Regions from separate parts of the Homo sapiens genome. Here regions 2 and 3 are each linked to region 1. Evidence: chromatin contacts called from ENCODE Hi-C or POLR2A ChIA-PET data. All regions are on one chromosome and are shown on one strand. Each heading gives the region's core, a stretch centred on a gene start or an enhancer-like site at or near the end of the contact. The rest is flanking DNA. Distances are from core to core; before and after follow the strand shown.

Region 1 (4,891 bases), core at 2,392-4,891:
TTCCTTGGATACTTTATAATCAAGGTCACTCTACTACAATTTCTGTCAATCTCTGCATTATTGACTCAGGCATTCTTCTAGCTGGCCCCAAGTTATTTTTACTTACCTCATGGCTTCCATTTTCCACTATCAGCCAGTTCATATGGCTTTTAAACTTGAGGCTTTGGGGAGACTGGTAGAACCATCATTGGCTTTATTGTTAAGTTTAAGGTCCTCCTTGTTCCAGATATCCAGAGAGGGAGTTAGTGCTACAGGAGATGGAAAAAAATTAGGCAGATAGTGAGGGCAAAAGAGTCCTCAGCAGAATTTCCCTTTTAACAAAAATCAGCCCCCAAATCATTTCTTTTCTAACAAAGAACAGCCTGAAAAATCAAGCTGCAAACATAGATAAGCAAGCTGGAAGCCTGCAGGGGTGAATGCCAGCAGCTGTGTCAATAGAAAAGGGCTACCTGGGGGCCAGGTATGTTCAACATGGAGGCTCCATCTTCCCTTTTCTTTGTCACCACAGTTACAGTAAAGAAACAGGCAACATGGCACTGGCCAGGTAGAGAACCCATCTGCAAAATAAAAGATTAGGGTGGGGGTGGCCATCTTTTTGTGCCTATACAAATGGCATACCTAGCCCTAACCAGTTTTTTGAGCTGTATGCAAATGACACACCTGGTCCAACCAATCTTTTGTGCCCTATGTAAATGACACACTGCCTCCTTAAGGTCATCTATAAAATCCCTTGCATTCCACGGTGGAACCAGCAACCCATTTCTCTGGGACCCCTCTCTGCTGCAGAGAGCTCTTCTTTTTCTTTTGCCTATTCAACTTCTGCTCTGAACCTCTTTGTGTGTCCATGTCCTAGTTTTCCATAGCTGTGACACAACCAATCTCGGGTATTTACTCCAGACAACAATGCCACTTCATTACCAGGTTTTAAAAAAATATCTGTCTATGCTGGGCGCGGTGGCTCACGCCTGTAATCCCAGCACTTTGGGAGGCCAAGGTGGGCGGATCATGGGGTCAGGAGTTCAAGACCAGCCTGACCAACATGGTGAAATCCTGCCTCTACTAAAATTACAAAAATTAGCTGGGCGTGGTCACGCGTGCCTGTAATCCCAGCTACTCAGGAGGCTGAGGCAGGGGAATTGCTTGAACCTGGGAGGCGGAGGTTGCAGTGAGCCAAGATCGCGCGTTTGCACTCCAGCCTGGGTGACAGAGCGAGACTTGGTCTCAGGAAAAAAAAAAAAAATCTATCCAAATCTATCCAAGTATCTATGCAAGTACTTCTTACTTCCAAATGCACTGAATTTCCTTAGCCCCACTCATCAAAGCTGGTGATTCTTTCATAGGCTTCCTGTAATATTAATATCCATTCCCAGTAGTACCCAGATTTTTGTACAGATATCCACTTTTCCTCCCATACCACCCTAATACTCCTGGGGAAGCTGAATCTACTCTACTTCAGAATTGATCTAACTTGTCAAAAGCCAATTATTAGATTTCTTGTCAGTGATTGTTTAGGGAACATAGGCCTAAACCCATCAATGCATGTCATTTTTGTAGCCATAGAATTTGGATTTGGAAAAGCCATGTAACCCAGTGGAAGGCAAGTGTAAAAATTCTGGGAGGCTTCTGGGAAATAAATGTCCTAAATTTTAAGATGGTCCCCTTTTTTTTTTAAGATCTTGTGCAGAGTTGTGAGGCCTGGAATGAAGCTGACACCTGTGCGTATGTGGGCACATACACATGGGTAGGGGGTGTGTGGGGGACATGGGGGAGTGTGAGAGGTGCGGGATGGGGCTCATAGTTGAGCAGTGGAGAGAACTGTAGAAAACCAGATTTGGAGCTGTGAATGACTCACACTTAATCACCACTCTACCAATCCTCTTTTTCAATTATGTTTGAATTGAGTTTCCTGTTACTAAGTACTGTTTGAATTGAGTTTTTGTTCCCTCAGTCTGAAAGCATTTTAACTGGTACATCCCTGATGGATCTCTCTGGGTAAATGTAGTTTCACTGGAAGAGATGGTGATTCCCACCAGATTCCCAAGAGAGCTTATTTTCTCTTGTATTAAGCAGCAGGGGTCAGGCTTATGGCCTTGTATTTGTAGAAATCAGCCATCAGCTTAGCATCACCAGATTTCTGGCATTAGCTGCCCACGTCTGTGGCACTTCAGGCCCATGTAACTATTTCCAGAGTGACACAAGTTTCTTCCACAGTTGTCAACAAGTGGCCCTCACAGGTTCAGTGAGAAGAGGAAGAGGGAGAGAGATCATCAGGATTAATGGATTACTTGCATTTGTGAGACGGTTTGCCAAGTATTGCTACAAACAAGGCACGGGATTTTCTTTTTTCTTTTCTTTTTTTTTTGAGATGGAGTCTTGCTCTGTCCTCCAGGCTGTAGTGCAGTGGAGCAATCTTGGTTTACTGCATTCTCTGCCTCCCAGGTTCAAACGATTCTTCTGCCTCAGCCCTCCCGAGTAGCTGGGATTACAGGCGTGTGTCACAACGCCCTGCTAATTTTTGTATTTTTAGTAGAGACGGGGTTTTGCCATGTTGCCCAGGCTGGTCTGGAACTCCCTGCCTCACGTGATCCTCCCCCCTCGGCCTCCCAAAGTGGTGGGATTACAAGCATGAGCCACCGCGCCCGGCTAAGGCATGGGATGTTTCGAACTGCTGACATTAGAAATTCACAATCCACATCATTAACTGGATCCTCCATGCCCACTCTCTCCCTCTCTGCAGCAGCAATTTCAAATCTTTACTCTCCGCAGTTCCACAGAACACAAGAAACAAACAAACAAGCAAAAAAAGTCAGGCAGGAGCCCAAGTAACCTCTATCAAAGCAAAGACCAGTGCCTAGTCTAACGCTTTTAAGGATTTTAAAAGAGGTGAAGGTGTCCTGCTTATCCTCCAAGCTTGGGTGCTGGGGCCGGGGCGGCTGAGATTTACCAGTGAAACCCAAAGAAAGAGAGGGCAGAAAACTAGAGAAAAGAAACCAGATAATGCTACCCAAGAGGACGAAATAAAGAAGCAGGAAACGAAGCCTGAGGCTAAACCCTGGAGATGACTATTAGGAAAACACCAGAGGATGCCCCGCCCGCCAGCCCACAATGAGCAGCCTGTCCAAGTCACAAAGCGGGGCCTCGGGCCTTGACAGTTCGCGATCTGTAAGCAGAATGTTCCAGGGCCTCCCTGTCGCCTGCATCCAGCCTGGGGGCAATCTTCACTGGTGTGGGAGGCCGAAAGTGGACGGCGACGGAGGCCCCTCTGGTTATCTCTTTGCCGTGCCAACACAGTCTCTGCGCCCACTAAGATGCATGAAATAAAAATTTCCGTGACTCGCCCTTTGCAGTGGAGAACTGAAACAGGCACACCAGGGAATTGGAGCGGAGGAGGGTAACTCAAACTCAGAGTGAGAGGGTTTGCAGGGGGCCGATTTGGGGCCAACAGGCTTCCCAGCAGGCCCCCGGCGCGGGACAGCGGAAGGCGAAACGCTTTCAAGAGACCCCGCTGCCAACATCCCCACGCCCTCGCGCCCTCCCGCCGCCCCAGAAGGCCAACTCCGCCTGCCTGAGTCACAGCTGGAGCTGGGGAGGAGCCAGGGAAAGGAGGCCCCTGACCGTAGTGCGGCCAGCAGTTGCAGGCAGACGGAGCAGAGCGGTCAGGGATCATGAGGGAGAGTGCGTTGGAGCGGGGGCCTGTGCCCGAGGCGCCGGCGGGGGGTCCCGTGCACGCCGTGACGGTGGTGACCCTGCTGGAGAAGCTGGCCTCCATGCTGGAGACTCTGCGGGAGCGGCAGGGAGGCCTGGCTCGAAGGCAGGGAGGCCTGGCAGGGTCCGTGCGCCGCATCCAGAGCGGCCTGGGCGCTCTGAGTCGCAGCCACGACACCACCAGCAACACCTTGGCGCAGCTGCTGGCCAAGGCGGAGCGCGTGAGCTCGCACGCCAACGCCGCCCAAGAGCGCGCGGTGCGCCGCGCAGCCCAGGTGCAGCGGCTGGAGGCCAACCACGGGCTGCTGGTGGCGCGCGGGAAGCTCCACGTTCTGCTCTTCAAGGTCAGTGACCTCAAACGGTCCCCAATCCGAGGCCTTTGCCGGCCTGTGGGCCACCAGCTGGGGGCTCCCCGCTTCCATCCACCTACCACACCCACATTCCTGACCCCTCCCGCCGTCTGTTGCTGTGGAACAGACTCACAGAGCCGCACCCACTTCCCAAGACCCAGCCCCATCCCTCCCTCTCACGCCTGAGCCCCGCCTGGCCAATCCAAGCCCGCCCAGCTCTAGCTCAGGCCACGTCCGCAGAATTTGGTCTGAGTCCCAGCCAATCCCTAAAATAACGGTGGTTGAAAGGGCATTCCGTGACTGCGGGCACTATCCTCTTCTCGCCCCTCACCAGGCCTCACCTACTTTACAGCGTTTTGCAGTTCGCACGCAGCTTTCCCTCCCCTTACCTTCCCACGCCTGCCTTTCCCCCCAGACTCTGGCTGCGGAGGTAAAAGGTTTCCCTTGTGTAATTAAGGAGTGAGTTTCGGGCTGCTGGGGGTAAGGAGCTGCCAGGATCAGTGCTGTGTCCGTCACATGCAGGAGGAGGGTGAAGTCCCAGCCAGCGCTTTCCAGAAGGCACCAGAGCCCTTGGGCCCGGCGGACCAGTCCGAGCTGGGCCCAGAGCAGCTGGAGGCCGAAGTTGGAGAGAGCTCGGACGAGGAGCCGGTGGAGTCCAGGGCCCAGCGGCTGCGGCGCACCGGATTGCAGAAGGTACAGAGCCTCCGAAGGGCCCTTTCGGGCCGGAAAGGCCCTGCAGCGCCACCGCCCACCCCGGTCAAGCCGCCTCGCCTTGGGCCTGGCCGGAGCGCTGAAGCCCAGCCGGAAGCCCAGCCTGCGCTGGAGCCCACGCTGGA
Region 2 (4,891 bases), core at 765-3,264, 120 kb after region 1:
GTAAGCTCCGTGATAGTATTAAAGACCTTTGTTATGTAATGTCCCTTCCAGTGTGGTGTCTTAGCTGAAAATGAATCCCCTGTTGGGCAACACCACCGCACTTCCTGTTCTTGCTGCCCTGACAGTTACAGAAGTGTGAAATGTTTCATTTCATCATATTGCACTAACATCATGTGCTTCTAATGATGTTGGCCAAGACAAATGGGGGTGCCTATGGGGATTTTATCTGGGGATTATACCTTCTTGTTGAGGGTGCACAGAAGGGCAGATTGACAAGAAACCATAGTAATTCAGCCTCAGGCAATCAGATGATGTGGCTGCAGTGATTTTCTGGGATATCAACATTTCTTTCAGTGGACCCCTGACCTCTGCAGCTGCAGTCACAGGGGAAGAAGTTACAGCTGTTAATTTTGGGGGCTTTGGTGGGAGTTGGGGGAAGGAAGAATAGTAATTACACATGAGACCAAAAGAGGATTCTTTGAATTTGAAGTGGCCAAATTGGTACCACAGGGCACATTATTTAGTTTATCGGAAGGCAGGAGATGAGCCTGTAGAACTCGTTTCCTGAGGGCAGTCTGAAAACAGAATCTGGCTCCAGGAGTAGAGAGGGCTGTGATTTCAGACGGGTGCCCAAGCACTTGACTCCAGGGACAGCGCCACCCTCTGCGGCAGTGCCAAGCACTTCCCTCAAGTTTGGGATCTATAGAGGAGCTTTTGTGTGGAAACGTGGGCAGACTTAGGTTGAAATAATGGAGGTGGGGAGCAGGAAAGGGAGTTGTTAGATCTTGTTTATTATGGTCCTTCACTAATTTTTCCTGCATGGTAGTGTAGCCCCCTGACCTCTACCTCCTGCCTCCTCCCAAGCAGAATACATGTTTAAGTCAAAGTCTACAGATGCCAGTGTTGCACATAGGGACTCCACAGCAAGTACCTGTTAAATGATGATAACAGTCATATGCAGTGGGATGAAAATAACATGATCCACACCCCCAGACTCCCCTCCGATTGTCCCCTCACCTCCACTCTTAGGCTCCATTGTTACCACTGGACATTACAACGGGCTTTTTCTGAATGTGAAGGTTTCCAGGAGTCGGTCTCTGATCTGCTTGGTGCGGGCCCCATAGATGAGGGGGTTGAGGGCAGGTGGCAGCAGCAAGTAGATGTTGGAGAGAAGGATGTGCACAGGCTTTGGGACAGTGTGATGACCAAAGCGGTGTGTGAGGTAGGAGAAGAGACCAGGTATGTAGAAGGCCAGAATGACACAGATGTGAGAACTACATGTACCAAAGGCCTTGGCATGGGCCTCCCGGGTAGGTAGCTGCAGCACAGCATGGGCAATGAGTCCATAGGAGCCAGTGATACCCAGAATATCCATACCTGAGATGGCCAGTGAAAGTGCCAGACCATATAAGTTGGTGGCCTGTGTGTTACCCACCACCAGTTCTACCACTGCCATGTGTGCACAATAGGTATGGCCTATGGTCTTGGCTTGGAAGTGCTCAAACTTTGCCACCAGCAGTGGGAAAGGTACAACAATAGCCACAGCTTTCAGTGCCAGGGCCAAGGCTGCATAACCCACACAGGCTTTGGTGACCAGGACAGGGTAGTGCAGTGGACGCCCTATTGCCGCAGCACGATCACAGGCCATGGCCAAAAGCACACCTGATTCCATGGCAGTCAGTGCATGTACAAAGAACATCTGGACCAGGCACACAGCATATGGCACAGATCGGGGCCCAAGCCACAGCACAGCCAGCAACCCTGGGGCTATAGATGTGGCTAAGCCCAGGTCTGTGGCTGCCAGGATGGCCAACAGTAGAAACATGGGCTGGTGCAGTGTGGAGTCTATCCACACCACTGCCGGCAGTGCTCCATTGCCCAGCAGGGCCAGCAGATAAATGGGCCCAAAGACCAGTGTCAGCCAAGTCTGGGCACTTCCTAGCCCTGGAAAGCCAGTCAGTATGAAGAAGTTTGGGTGTAGGAAGGTGGAATTGAGTTGTAGAGTTTCTGCCATTCTGTGGTGGGCACAACTTGAGGGCTCATGGGGGCATGACTCCTGACAGGGAAGATAAGGGGAGAGATTTTGGGGGTCTCACAGTGGCACAAACCCATCCATGGCATACGTGTAGGAGTAGTGCAGGGCTGGGAGGATCACAGGTTTATAACTTTTGGTTAGGGGGGTTTGGATGGATAATTAAGGTCGCAATTCTAGCTAAGATAGGAGAATCCTTTGCTCCTAAAAGTCTATATGTATTGTAGTGGGAGGAAGGGGTAGTGAGGAAGAGGCTGCCTGCTGCAGTGGTTGGTATAGATAGCCTGAGAGAGCCTTCTAATTGGATGTCAGCAGAGGGTGGAGTGGAGATGAATACTTTTCTTCCTCAGGGTCCAAATAGAGTCAGTCTCAGTCTCTATATGAGGAGAAAGCCAGTGCTGGGGGCAGGGTGGGGAATCAGGCTTCCGGCTGTCCTGTCCCTGCCTGTGTATCCTTGGGCAAGATCTCTGGACCTCAGCTTCTTCAGCTGTATAGGCCTGGTGGGTACAGTGATATTAAGGTTTGCCCAGCTCTGAGCAATTGCCCATTCTCAGCACCAACCATCCAGGAAGAGAGGAGGCAGAGTATAAAGAAAGGGAGAAACCGTAGTGGGAGGCAGATGGAATCTGGAGTGAATCTGGGAGCTTGGTGTGGCAAGGGAAAACTTGCTGGGTTTTTGGGGTGCAGGGTGCTTACGTTCTGAACTTGATGCTGAACACCAGCTGGAGAGTTGAAGTTGGGGCTGGGAAGCAACAGAGAGAGAGATGGCAGTACGAAACGGGACTTTTCTTCTCCGTTTCCTTTCCTTCTTCACGGTACAAAAGTGGGTCCCACTAGAGTCTCATTCCTGGCATGCCAGAGCGAGTGGAGGTGACATAGAGGGAGAAAATGGCACTCAACTCAGAGTAGCAGCCATCTGAGGAAGAAGCATCTCTGACATTGGAGGAGGCAGGACAAGTAGATTGACTTAGGTGGGATCCAGCCCACCTAAGAAGCTTAATACATGTTGAATGGATAAATGAATGAGGAAGAAATCACCAGCAGAAGGCTTGACTGGGAAAGATCTCGAGCACTGTGTGTTGGCAGCTTCTCTTCGCTTTAATCAGTGCCTGTGGGGCTCTTTATGTGGCTGTTCTACCTGCTTCCCTCAGGGCCTTTCTCCCTCCCACCTGTGCCACATTAACTCTGTTTTGTATCTCTTTGCTCAGTGCTGATGGGCTGGTGACTCAGGAAGTAGAGTAAGGAGGCAGAGATGGGGGCAAGCCAGGAAAGAGACTATCAGGTGGAAAGATCTGGGCAAGGAACACTTTCTCAGGGAGGTCTTTGCTGGCTCACTGAAGTCCGGGAGAAAATTCCTTGGTTTATTCTTTAATAGCATCTAGCCCACTCTGTTGTAATTTCTTGTCTCTCAATTCCCCACGAGACAAAAAGAGTTGCAGATATTGCTTTTTATTAGCTACAGTGTCTCTACTGCTTACCACAATGTCTGGCATGTAGTTAGCTATGAATAAATATATATTGCTTTTAAGTGTGGGACAGACTGCTAGTCCAAACAGCTTTTGCTGACTAATAGGGGCTCCTACAGTTTCAGGAGCTTTAGATATCCATGAAGAAAAAGAATTATTCACCATCAACCACAAGTCTACTGAATACAGTTCTTTCTATTATAAGGAGACTTAAACTCACCACACTATGTAAAGTCATACAATAAAGACCACAGGGCCTATTGGAAAAATGAAGTTAGGGGCACAACACTCAAAAACTTCATCAGTGACACATTTGAAAAAAAGATGGGCTGGGCACAGTGTCTCACACCTGTAATCCCAGCACTTTGGGAGGCCAAGACAGGAAGATCACTTGAGCCCAGGAGTTGGAGACCAGTCCGTGCAACACAGTGAGAGCCCATCTCTACAAAAAAATTAAAAAAATTAGCCAGCCACAGTGGTGTGCACTGGTACTTCTACCTACTCGAGAGGCCGAGGCAGGAGGATCACTTGATCCCAGGAGTTCAAGGCTACAGTGAGCTATAATCATGCCATGCACTCCAGCCTGGGTGATAGAGTAAGACCCTGTCTCTAAAAAATAAATCCAATAAAATGAAATTGGGCAGAAAGTTGTAATACCAGATGTGAATGGGTGTGGCTCATAACGCAAGTGGTGAACTGAAGTAGCTGATCGATGTTTGAGGTGTGTGCATGTGTGCATGTTGAGCTTTCTTACTCAGCTCAGTTCAGCTGGGTTCAGTTTTCTGGGTTCACCTACTTTCTTGGAAGTGGAGTTACATGCAAGCAAACACGAAATTCACATTATTCTCAGTCCCCTAATACATATGTCAATTGTCTTTGAATAATTTGTATTTTAAAACTAGCATTATAGCAGAACTAGTTGAATCTCTTTTCTGCCTGGCCTTGTGTCATGTGGTGAGAATACAGTGGCAATAACAAGACCCTGCTGCTCTCAAGGAGTTCACAGTCTAATGGACACAGTGATCTAAACAGTTGTCGAAGGGTTGTTAAAGTAATTGCCTTAACTCAAGTCAATACCAGATACGATGGCAGCACAGAGAAAGAAGACTTTCACTCTTGCTGGGGGAGTCAGGGAAATGTCTGAATCATAGTAGTGGTTAAAAGTCTTGTGGGGTTTCCTGTGTACGTGCACTGCTCTAAGCCTTGACCTCACAACAGTCATTTGAGGTGGGCACAATTCTTTCTTCCATTTTACAAAAGAAACTAAGAGACAGACGTTAACTTGGGGAAGGTCATATAGCTAGTAAATAGCAGAGTTAGGATACTAACTCTGTCTGGCTCTAGCATACTTGCTGTTAGCCACTACCTCAAAAATTGTAGCTGAGGTTTAGAA
Region 3 (4,891 bases), core at 1,676-4,175, 120 kb before region 1:
ACCCCTTCTGGGAGAAGTAAAAAAGCTGCTGGTTAGGAGGATAGAGAAGACTACCCAGGAAAAGAGATGGTTGAATTTCTCTGGGCTCGAGTTCCCAGAGAAGCAAGAGATTGAGGTCCCCAAATCCACTCTGGGCAGCAAGGTTTGCAGAAGAAGGGAAAGAAGCATAGAAGGGTGTGTACCACTAAGGATGCACAGCCAGGGCTGAGAGGAGTGTGGGACAAAGGCTGTGGAGAGCTAGTTTCAGAGAGGAAAAACTCCTGGGCTCTGGCCTCTAGTTGAAGGGCGGGAGTGCACTGATTCCTGCGGCCTGCAGGGGGTGCTCAGGCCCAAGTACCGACAAGCTTCTTTCCTCAGCCCCAGTAGGAAGCCTGGGAAGGACCCAGGACCCACAGAAGGGGCCTCCTGTAGTGAGGGGAAGAGAAGCAAGGCTGCTGAGTCTTGACTACCCTGAGAAGTCTTGGCTTGTACCCTGTGACCAACACCAGGGTGGCCAACATATCCACAGCCCTGGGTTCCCAAATGTGTACAATGTTCTACTTTCAACTCCTGCCCAAAACTTGAACTTCAACCTGGACTGCCTGCAGTGCAGATGACTCTGCTGGCCTAGTCCCTGGGTGGAGCAGGAGGATCCAGTAATGGTTTCTAAGCCATTCTCGGGTACACAGGTGAATTAGGAAGCAACAGGGAAAAGGGACCATAAAGTAGTATTCTGGGATAGATGGATCCGGGGTGCTGTGAGGGGGACCACACCAGGTGTGTGGGGAAGGGGTCAAGCTGAAAAATGATCATCCAGTATATGTGCTGTATGCCCTCAGACAGCCCTGTTAGGCCAGAAGGAGACTGCACCCTTGGACTGGCAAGTCAGTGCAAGGCCCTGCTAATAGGACTATTGAAGACTCTCACTATGGGTTTTCTGTGGGGTGTTTGTTTCTTGGGGTGAAAGCTTCCCTCTCCCCAGGCAGGCCCAGCAAAATCTGTAGGATTCAGACAGGGTTCTGACAGCTGAAGACAAGTTGTTGAGGAAATTCCTGATGGAGGATCATGGGGTGCTCAGGAGGGAGAATATAAGGTTTCAGAGGCTGAGAGGGAAAGAAAAGGTGAGGGGGAGTCTTAGAATAGTGGCTCCCATTGCCCAACACCCAGAAAGAAGACATGCCCTGCAATGGGGAGAAGGTGAGTATGAGACATTGGCTGTAGCAGCGATGGCATTGCCCAGGCTGCCAAGGACTCAGAGAGTCCAGCCTTGCCCACTGACCTATGAGGAGGGAATGATGTTCACAGCACATTTTCATTCGTAAGTCAGGAGAGGACATTGAGCCTGATGGCAGAGGCCTGGTGACATGTTGTTCCAGAGGTTCCGGAATGTGTGTTTTCCTGTTGGAAGGAAACTTCGCAGAGTAGAAAAGGGATCTGAGACTTTTGGTAAGATTATATATGGGACTGTCAGGGGTCTGGAGCCATCTGTGAGGGATCAGGGCCCTTTCAGCCTTGGCTAGGGAGCAGGGGTCCTGGAACTTCATCCTGGCCCATAGCTGAGTCTGCCCATAATTCTTTTCTGACTCACTAGGCAAATCTCACACAGAAATGGGGCAGCTTTGGGAGTGGGCCCAGGAAGTACTGAGGATAGCAGGTGAGATCCCAGGAAGAGATGGATGTGGGGCCGAGACACTGGAGAGAGAAACAGGACTGTCAGATAAAGGGCGTCTGTGACTCCTAGATCTCATTATGCCTACTACCATAACCTACCCCCAATTCCTAATATTCTCCTACCCTAGAGGGGGGGAAATTGTCAGAAATTTGGCTGCAACACTAGCAACACTACTCAGTACTTGAAATGCATTTTTGCATTTTTTTCATTCAACAAATATTTCTGGAACAACTCTTATATGCCAGGCACTATTTTAGGAGTCAGGGATATATAATGGTAAACAAGACAGGCAAAACAAAGCAAAGCAACAACAACCATCACCAGATAAGTAGACAGATGAAAGAATTTCAAGTTTTAGTAAGTAAAATAAAACAAGCAAGGGTCTGAAATGGCTAGATAAGGTGGTCAAGAAAGGCTTCATTGAGAAGGTAGCATTTAAGCAGGAGTCAGCTAGAAATATTGTGAAATTCCAGTTACAGTTCTATTTGTTCTGGGTTGGTTAAATAAAGCTTTTTCCCCCAAGGTGGAAACTACCAAGAAAGACTAATTACTAGTAGTGGTGGTGCTCTCTGGAAGAGAGACACCTCCTGTTTCTGCCTCATTACTGTCAACCCTTCACTTCCAGGCACTTTTTGCAAAGCCCTTTGCCAGTCAGGGAAGGCGAGAGGCTGGGCATGGGGCTTGGACATTTGACAACAGTGAGACATTATTGTCCCCAGACTCACTAGCCCAAGGGTAAAGCTGAAGAGGCTTGGGCATGCCCCAGAAAGGCCCCTGATGAAGCTTGGAAAAAGCTGTTCTCTGAGTATTTCTAAGTAAGTTTATCTGTGTGTGTGGTTACTAAAAGTAGTAAGTATTGCTGTCTCTAGCTGCCTTAGAGCAGGGCTTGACACAGTACACAGCAATATTAGTTCCCTCCTTTTCTCACCTCCCCCATTGTGGAGATAAACTCAATCACAAAAGGTGATCCTCAGTCTACTCACTTCCCTGACTTATGGATGCCTGGACCCATTGCCAGTGTGAGAGTCACAGCTGGACGTCAGCAGTGTAGCCCAGTTACTGCTTGAAAATTGCTGAAGGGGGTTGGGGGGCAGCTGCCGGGAAAAAGGAGTCTTGGATTCAGATTTCTGTCCAGACCCTGACCTTATTTGCAGTGATGTAATCAGCCAATATTGGCTTAGTCCTGGGAGACAGCACATTCCCAGTAGAGTTGGAGGTGGGGGTGGTGCTGCTGCCAACTCTATATAGGGAGTTCAACTGGTCACCCAGAGCTGTCCTGTGGCCTCTGCAGCTCAGCATGGCTAGGGTACTGGGAGCACCCGTTGCACTGGGGTTGTGGAGCCTATGCTGGTCTCTGGCCATTGCCACCCCTCTTCCTCCGTGAGTAAAGCTGGGACTAGAAGCGAAGGATTGAGTTCTGGGCTAGGGTAAGGTAGGGCCAGTTTTTAGGCCTCGGTCAAATTTGGGGTCAGGGGCTATGGGAAAGGGATCGGTCCCAATGGATCAAGATATCTATTTTGTTCTCCCTAGGACTAGTGCCCATGGGAATGTTGCTGAAGGCGAGACCAAGCCAGACCCAGACGTGACTGGTGAGGCCCTGACTCCCTAAGTCTGTCTTATCTGTCTGGTTGTGTCTCTGCATTTTATCACCTTCTGGTTTTTTTTTTTTTTTTTTTTTTTTTTTTTTTTTTTTACTTTGCCATCTCCCTACCTCCACCCCAGAACGCTGCTCAGATGGCTGGAGCTTTGATGCTACCACCCTGGATGACAATGGAACCATGCTGTTTTTTAAAGGTAGGAGGGACTGAGGTTAGGGCGTTTAGGACCTTAGACTTACTCTCCTTCACAAAGGGTGTCCCTGTCTGTGGGAGGTCTTAGGAATTATCTGATGGTATCACTGACAGCTTCTCTCAAGCTATCTCAGTAGGTCAAAGGTTTCTCACTGGGCCCCTCAGTGAGTGTGGGTTTTTTCAGGGGAGTTTGTGTGGAAGAGTCACAAATGGGACCGGGAGTTAATCTCAGAGAGATGGAAGAATTTCCCCAGCCCTGTGGATGCTGCATTCCGTCAAGGTCACAACAGTGTCTTTCTGATCAAGGTACTGCTGGGCCAAAATCAGGGCCAGGCTGGAAAGGGCTGGAATCGACACTGGGGACCCTTCCCCCAAATGGCCTTGGCATGGAGCCCATAGCAATAGGTAGCAGATTTCTTTCCCATGTGCCCTCCTTTCCTGTAAAAGCTTGGGCTAAGGGAGTGTGCATGCGTGTGGGCCTGGCAGGTGCACCATCCAGTGGCTGTTCTTCAGTCCTAGTCTTAGTTCTACACCGCTCTGCTGTACCTCACACTGCTGGCCATCCTTTTTTTCTCTGGCAATTGCTTCCCTTGCCTTCCATGACCCTGTATCAAGTCCTCTTCATAGGGCAAGGCAAGTTGTTCCCAACACAATGGCACCTGGCTAGAAGAGCATGTGGAGCATGAAATCCAGTCTGCTGTGCTCACCAAGTCCCATGTGACCCAGGCTGTGTCTGCTCAGAGGAAGGGGTGCCTTTTCCTACCTTGCCAAAGGTGCTGTGTGGTTGGGGAAGTCCTGACTGTCGGCTTTGTTTTCCCTCCTGCCTCTTTTCTCTCTCTTCTCAAATGTCTCATTCTATCTCAACCAGTTCCCTAATGTTCCTTGGGGATCCATCCTAGCCTTTCCATATACCTTCCCTCAGTGATCTCAACCATCACCTTGGCTCTGAGGAATATCTATGCTGTGGACACTGGATCTAGATCTACTTTCTGAGCTCCAGACATCTCTTTCCAATTGTATGTTCTACAGGCACCTAAAATTCAGCATCCCCCAAACTAAGCTTTGCATCTTCTTTACAAACCAACCTTTCCTCCTGTGTTTCCTGTTTCAGTAAATGACCCCAAAATGTGCCTGATTACTACAAACCAAGTGCACACAGGGTCTCATGATCTGGGCCTTGGTTATCTTCTCAGGTTTATCTCCTCCCCTGCCACATTCACTGTGTGCCAGCCATACGAATCTACATGAGGTTGGAGCACACTGCTTCCTCATGTTTGGGCTCTGCATGCTGCTCCCTCTGCTGGTAACACCCTTTCCTCACTTGTCAACCTGGAAAATTCCTGCTGATTTTTCAGCTCTTGGGCCCAATGCTTCCTCTTTGGTGTGAAACCTTCCACAACTTCTCTAGGCAGACTTAGGCACTCTGTCTATATTCTCAGTGCACTCTTTA

What was found. A loop is a pair of places that touch in the nucleus more often than their neighbours do. ChIA-PET counts read pairs that join two places held with the same protein, here RNA polymerase II (POLR2A). Pooled maps may share reads with other maps.
Region 2: a pooled map shows a loop between it and region 1 (3-fold over the local background). The contact joins the promoter of OR52W1 here to the promoter of CAVIN3 in region 1. A Hi-C loop is called at or near these places in 6 of 50 pooled maps. POLR2A ChIA-PET finds 5 or more read pairs at or near these places in 2 of 52 experiments (MCF 10A and activated naive CD4-positive, alpha-beta T cell).
Region 3: a loop to region 1 is called in a pooled map, with 2.5 times the contacts of the local background. The contact joins the promoter of HPX here to the promoter of CAVIN3 in region 1. A Hi-C loop is called at or near these places in 5 of 50 pooled maps. POLR2A ChIA-PET finds 5 or more read pairs at or near these places in 3 of 52 experiments (activated T-cell, activated naive CD4-positive, alpha-beta T cell and activated naive CD8-positive, alpha-beta T cell).

What each region holds. Positions count from the first base shown.
Region 1 is chr11:6,319,251-6,324,141 of GRCh38, reverse strand. CAVIN3 (caveolae associated protein 3) reads left to right here and starts at 3,641. Exons shown (of 2, transcript NM_145040.3): 1 at 3,641-4,049; 2 at 4,578-4,891. The coding sequence starts at 3,666. LOC101927825 (a long non-coding RNA gene) reads right to left here. Exons shown (of 7, transcript XR_930998.4): 1 at 4,445-4,891; 2 at 450-557; 3 at 107-248. RefSeq lists enhancers at 2,875-2,964, 2,995-3,054, 3,065-3,424, 3,635-3,684, 4,228-4,891.
Region 2 is chr11:6,196,347-6,201,237 of GRCh38, reverse strand. It overlaps OR52W1 (olfactory receptor family 52 subfamily W member 1), which reads right to left and starts at 2,014. Exons shown (of 1, transcript NM_001005178.1): 1 at 1,052-2,014. The coding sequence starts at 2,014. The coding sequence ends at 1,052. RefSeq lists enhancers at 1,199-1,699, 1,700-2,200.
Region 3 is chr11:6,439,021-6,443,911 of GRCh38, reverse strand. HPX (hemopexin) reads left to right here and starts at 2,925. Exons shown (of 10, transcript NM_000613.3): 1 at 2,925-3,031; 2 at 3,182-3,240; 3 at 3,374-3,445; 4 at 3,626-3,747. The coding sequence starts at 2,949. RefSeq lists an enhancer at 488-557.